Regions from separate parts of the Homo sapiens genome. Here region 1 is linked to region 2. A link is a contact called in ENCODE Hi-C or POLR2A ChIA-PET data. All regions are on one chromosome and are shown on one strand. The core of a region is the stretch at or near the end of the contact, and the rest is flanking DNA. Distances in the headings are between cores, read along the strand shown.

The links. Hi-C counts contacts between places; a loop is a spot of excess contacts on that map. ChIA-PET counts read pairs that join two places held with the same protein, here RNA polymerase II (POLR2A). Pooled maps may share reads with other maps.
Region 1: a loop to region 2 is called in a map of PC-3, with 14 times the contacts of the local background. The contact joins the enhancer-like site here to the promoter of NRBP1 in region 2. A Hi-C loop is called at or near these places in 3 of 168 maps with a recorded cell type or tissue (PC-3, endothelial cell of umbilical vein and naive thymus-derived CD4-positive, alpha-beta T cell), 2 of 37 single-sample maps with no recorded cell type and 13 of 50 pooled maps. POLR2A ChIA-PET finds 5 or more read pairs at or near these places in 9 of 52 experiments (CD4-positive, alpha-beta T cell, HepG2, WTC11 and 5 more).

What each region holds. Positions count from the first base shown.
Region 1 is chr2:27,682,226-27,684,925 of GRCh38, forward strand. SLC4A1AP (solute carrier family 4 member 1 adaptor protein) reads left to right here. Exons shown (of 14, transcript NM_018158.3): 9 at 23-134. Among named protein-coding and RNA genes, the nearest start is that of SLC4A1AP, 20 kb to the left of the region's middle. RefSeq lists an enhancer at 1-639. Within about 2 kb of position 1,451, at least 9 of the 41 ENCODE cell types and tissues checked have a DNase peak (open chromatin) inside an H3K27ac peak, as active enhancers do; they include PC-3 and endothelial cell of umbilical vein, where a contact is called at or near this core.
Region 2 is chr2:27,427,371-27,430,091 of GRCh38, forward strand. It overlaps NRBP1 (nuclear receptor binding protein 1), which reads left to right and starts at 1,261. Exons shown (of 18, transcript NM_013392.4): 1 at 1,261-1,361. RefSeq lists a silencer at 1,629-1,778.

The DNA of each region.
Region 1 (2,700 bases), core at 201-2,700, 260 kb after region 2:
TATAATTATTCTTTCTTCCTAGGACTGAAACTCAGACTACAGGTGCAGAAAACAAAGCTAAAAAGCTTACATTGCCTCTATTTGGTGCCATGAAAGGAGGAAGCAAATTCAAATTAAAAACTGGAACAGTAGGGGTAAGTTGTGAGTCAGGGTGTTAAACTTTTAGCCCTTGAGTTATCCCTGAGCTAATTTTTCTCTTTTCTTTTTTGAAACTACAAATGACTCATTCCATAGTAATGTGAGAAAGGGCTGTGGGCTTGGTATGATCACATCTTTCCCAGAACTTGGTTCTTGGATTCTTTTTTTTTTTTTTTTTTGGAGACAGAGTCTCACTCTGTCACCAGGCTGGAGTGCAGTGGCGTGATCTCGGCTGACTGCAACTTCCGCCTCCCGGGTTCAAGCAATTCTCCTGCCTCAGCCTCTCGAGTAGCTGGGACTACAGGCGTGCTCCACCATGCCCAGCTAATTTTTGTATTTTTAGTAGGATGGGACTTCACCATGTTGGCCAGGATGGTCTCCATCTCTTGACCTCGTGATCCACCTGCCTTGGCCTCCCAAAATGCTGGGTTTATAGGCATGAGCCATTGTGCCTGGCCAGTTTGTGGATTCTTTTTCTCAGCTTAGGGTTATCAAGAATTGATGAATTAATTTATGCCAATCAATTTGCAAGTAAATGGTTTGTAAATTAGAATCATAGTTTATTAATTTCTCATGAATGTTGCATTTAAGAATGGGTCTCCTGCATTAAATGCTTTTCCCCAGGTGGATAGATGTAGTGTTCAGACTCACCAACATTTAAGAACATAGTGTGTGCACTTGCCTCTGCCATATGATTTTTCTTCATTTAATCCTTCCAACACCTTTTGCTGTGTGGGAATTATTGCCTCTTACAAATGAGGAAATAGAGTCAGAGAAGTTAAATACCAGATCACACCAGCGTTATGTAACTAAGCTGGTAATCAGATCCAGGTCTGTCTCTTGAGCTTTATGATTTCCCTGCTACCCTACAATATATGTCTGTCTGTATGTTTTTGCTTTATCTATATTCCTATTCATAGATTCAGCTTTTAAAAGGTTTTCATTACCCCTAAGAGCTGAACCTTGAGTATTAGTTTGCTAGGGCCACCATAACAAAATACTAGGGATTGGGCAGCTTAAACAACAGAAATTTATTTGTTCACAGTTGCCAGCAGGGTTGGTTTCCTCTAAGGCCTCTCTGCTTACCAATGGCTGCCCTCTTGCTGGCTCTTCAGATGGCCATCCCTCTGTGCACTTGCACTCCTGGTGTCTCTTCTTCTTCTTCTAAGGACATGAGTCATACTGAGTTAGGGCCCCACCCTAATAGTGTCATTTTAATTCAGTTTAATTTAATTTACAGTCATATTCTGAGGTACTGGGGCTTGGGACTTCAAACATGAATTTGGGCAGCAGGGGGCACAATTCGTCCAAAACACCCTGAATTAGGGTATACTGCCCTCTGGTGGCAGAAATCTGAAGTCCTAGCTATGTATTCTTTTTGTTTGTTTCATTGAGAGACAGTCTCACACTGTCACCCAGGCTGCAGTGCAGTGGCCATCTCGGCTCACTGCAACCTCCTCCTCCCGGGTTCAAGCGATTCTCCTGCCTCAGCTTCCCGAGTAGCTGGGATTACAGGCACCCACCACCACGCCCAACTAATTTTTTGTATTTTTTTTTAGTAGAGACAGTTTTTCACCATGGCCAGACTGGTCTCGAACTCCTGACCTCATGATTCACCTGCCTCGGCCTCACTATGTATTCTGAATGAGTAATGGTTTACCTAACAAGTAGGCTTTTCAATCTGTTGCGGTGGGGACTTAGGTTTTAAATAGAAAACTTTTTACTAAACAGCCCTCCTTAGAGAATTTTAGAACTAAGTCCTATATTTAAAAGATAATATAGGCCGGGCGCGGTGGCTCATACCTGTTATCCCAGCACTTTGGGAGGCCGAGGTGGGTGGATTGCTTGAGCTCACTAGTCGAGACCAGCCTGGGCAACATGGTGAAACCCCGTCTCTACTAAAAATACAAAAATTAGCTGAGCACGGTGGCCTGCGCACCTATAACCCCAGCTACTCAGGAGGCTGAGGCAGGAGAATCGCTTGAACCGGGGAGGCAGAGGTTTCAGTGAGCTGAGATCGCACCACTGCACTCCAGCTTGGGCCACAGAGCAAGACTCTGTCTCAAAAAAAAAAAAAAAAAGATATAACCAAGATATGCTTTGGTTCCTTCCCTCTATTCCATAACTGTGATCAACCTTTTCTAATAAATACTTTTATTGAATGGCTTTGATTAGAATATTTAGCTTTATTCTTTGAGAAATGTCTTCCTCCTTTTCTTCAGGATCTGTTTGATGGATTTACATGCCTTGTTTCCTTGAAATTACGCTAAGTCTAAAATGAAAAAGCAGCACAAATGACTTATTTCTGATTGTCTGATTTATTCCTTAGAAGATTTTGTAATCAATTGAAATCCTTTAATATCATGAGTTATAACAGTCCAGAATTCCTGTAGCTGGCACTCATCTGAAATAACTATTTTAGTTCCTTACAAGCTATTTTCAAGTGTTTTGTATTTAGTAATCTTTGACTCTAGGAACTAATAAAGACACTTGTTTAGGGTCTATAGAGGGGTAAAATTTCATGTCAAAGTCCCACCTCCAGCAGACTTCTGTGGAGTTCAT
Region 2 (2,721 bases), core at 11-2,510:
GGCTGGAGCGTAGTCGTGCAGTCTTGGCCTACTGCAACCTCTGCCTCCTGGGCTCAAGTGATCTTCCCGCCTCAGCCTCCCAAGCAGCTTGAGAGAACAGACATGTGCTACCTCGCCCGGCTAATTTTTGTATTTTTAGTAGAGACGGAGTTTTACTACATTGAGCAGGCTGGTCTCGAACTCCTGACCTCAAGTGATCCGCCCACCTCGGCCTCCCAAAGTGCTGGGCGTGAGCCACCGCGCCCGGCCGAAAGATTGGTTTTAAAAACGAGTATTTTGAGATGATGAGAAAACGAGAGGGTTTCTGCCAGTTGTCCTTTCTCCCAGTGAAACAGGATTAGAGATTCTCTTTAATGACAGTAAAATTTGGTGATTGTGACATTTCCAAGTTCTGTTGATTGATTCATCATCTTCCCTCCATCATACACGTCTAAGGGCAGAGTGAACTTCCATCCTGAAGGCTCCGCGCTTAGTTTTCGCAGATTAATAGCTCACCAAGAATTTATCATCTTTTCTTTCCACTAACTCGAAACCAATCTAAATTCTTTCCAAACATCTTCTCAACGTAGTCTCCTTTGATGAAATTTACTGTTTCGGATTCTAGACTTGGCTCTTACCAACTTAACTTTCGGTTAATAGCTTAATACCTCTGATTCAGGTTTTTGCATTTGTCAACTACCATTGAATGATAATTTCAATGAGTTCGTTCTTATGAGGATCAAATGAAATAACATCTGTGAAAACCTCTTACAAAGTTTAAGCAAATAGTGCTAAGCAATCACCAAGCGTTAACTACTAATTTTCAGTGTTAGGTAAATTTTAAAAGCTTTCCGGAGAATTGGCGTCCTGCACACCAGTCTCGTTCCAAAATAATGCAGGCGGGGGCTGGGGTGGGGGCGCTCCTCTCGGACTGAGGCTATGTCTTTCGCTCCTTTTGTCTTTTCCAGGCATTAGAACTGTCATGGCGCCTTCAAGAAGAGGTAGGAGGCCCTCTCTGCGTCCAGCAGAACCATCTGGGGCACCTGGACCGGGCGGTGGGGTGGACAGAGAGACGAGCCCCAGCTGGGACCGAAAACATCGACCCCTCCGAGAGGTCTCGGCCGGACCGGCGCAAGGGGAGGAGAGCGGGTGGAAGCCCACCCCAGCGAACGCCCGAGGGCCGGGCCCCGCCCACCCAGAACGTCACCCAATGGAAACCTGCCGGCGGTGCGGCACCGCCCATCGTTGGTCCGGGCGCCGCGAGGGCGGGGCCCGCAGTTCGGTTGCGCTGCGGAGCGCAGCTGTGAGGGAGTCGCTGTGATCCGGGGCCCCGGAACCCGAGCTGGAGCTGAAGCGCAGGCTGCGGGGCGCGGAGTCGGGAGGTGAGCGCCCAGGGAAAAGAGGGCCCGGGAGGGAGGGGTTCGCGAGAGGACGGAAGGATCGGCCTCCGAGGCCCGGGACGGTGGGACCCGCCAGTCGGGTGCTGAAGGCGGCCCTGCTCACTCAGTAGCCCAGGCCCGATCGGGCCCTGCCTGCTGGAGCCGAGGGGCCGCTTCGGCCCCGCAGTCGCTGCTTAGCCCTCCCTGGCGTCTCTGGCTTGGCGGCGGCGCCCCGGGATTCTGCGGGCGCGGGTCGGGAGGCCCTGGCGTTCGCTTGGAACTCCGGCTGCGAGAGGCGGGGCCCGGCGGGTGGGGGCGGGGGCGGGGGCGGCGGTCGCGGCCCGGCGGCCTGCGGAAGCTCGGCGGCCTGGCCTGGCCTGCTCGCGGGGAGGTGCGCAGACTGCGCGGGGGCGTGGCCTGCGCCCCTGACTGCGCTGTCGGTCCGGCCTTTGATGAGGTGGCCGCCGCTGGCTCCCTGGGCCCCAGCCTGGTTCCCGCGCGGGCCGCGGCTGCCTTCCAGACGCAGGGCATGCGACCTGTTGGAGTGTGAAATTCTAGGGGCCGGGTTCCTCCCCAGAGCGGTTTTATTTCCGACTGGACTGTGCTGCGGGTCTCAGAGGCCCTCTGGTCCGTTCAGGGTGAGGACAGCTGAGAGGCCTGGGCCCGTGAGCTCTTGCAGAGGAGTTGACACGCAGAGGGGCTGCTGTCCAATAAACGAAAGTGTCGGGGAAAAACTTTGCAGGGCGATCTGCATTACTCCAAAGTGAACACACTGCATGTCTCAGGGTGGCTGGAGGCGGCGAGAATCCCCTTATGGGAGTATATGAGCTTTTCCATGTGTTATCTCTTTAAAACCTCTCAGCGGCTCCGAGACAAAACTCCCAGTGTCGCAGAGGTTTCTTCATCAATAGGAGTAGTGCTGGAGAATCTTGGGCACTGCCCTCATTTTGCCTGCGAAGGAAAAATTAGGAAGGGATAAAAAGTCACAAAAATTAGGAAGGTGGGGGGGATAAGCAAATTCCAAGGGCATCTATCTCTGATGAAGGGTTGGTGTCTCCTGTGGTGCCCTACTGTGGATTAGTTATTTGTGTCCTCGGTCCAGAAGTTTCTCTGGAGCCCATTGGCTACAGCTTTCCTGTATTAGAATTCTACTGTTATTTCCTACTGTAGTCTGGCTGGGAATTTTATTTAGTTGTTCAGATTTTAGATGCATTCAGTGAATGCAGCTGCTCAAGGAAGTAACTAATAGTGTCTTACCATTTTCTTAGCTACTTTTCAGAAGAAGGAACATGATCTCTAACAGAAGTTTTCTGGTAGATTACTAAAACAGGCAGATAGTAGCTTTCCTGGCTGGCTGAGTTAA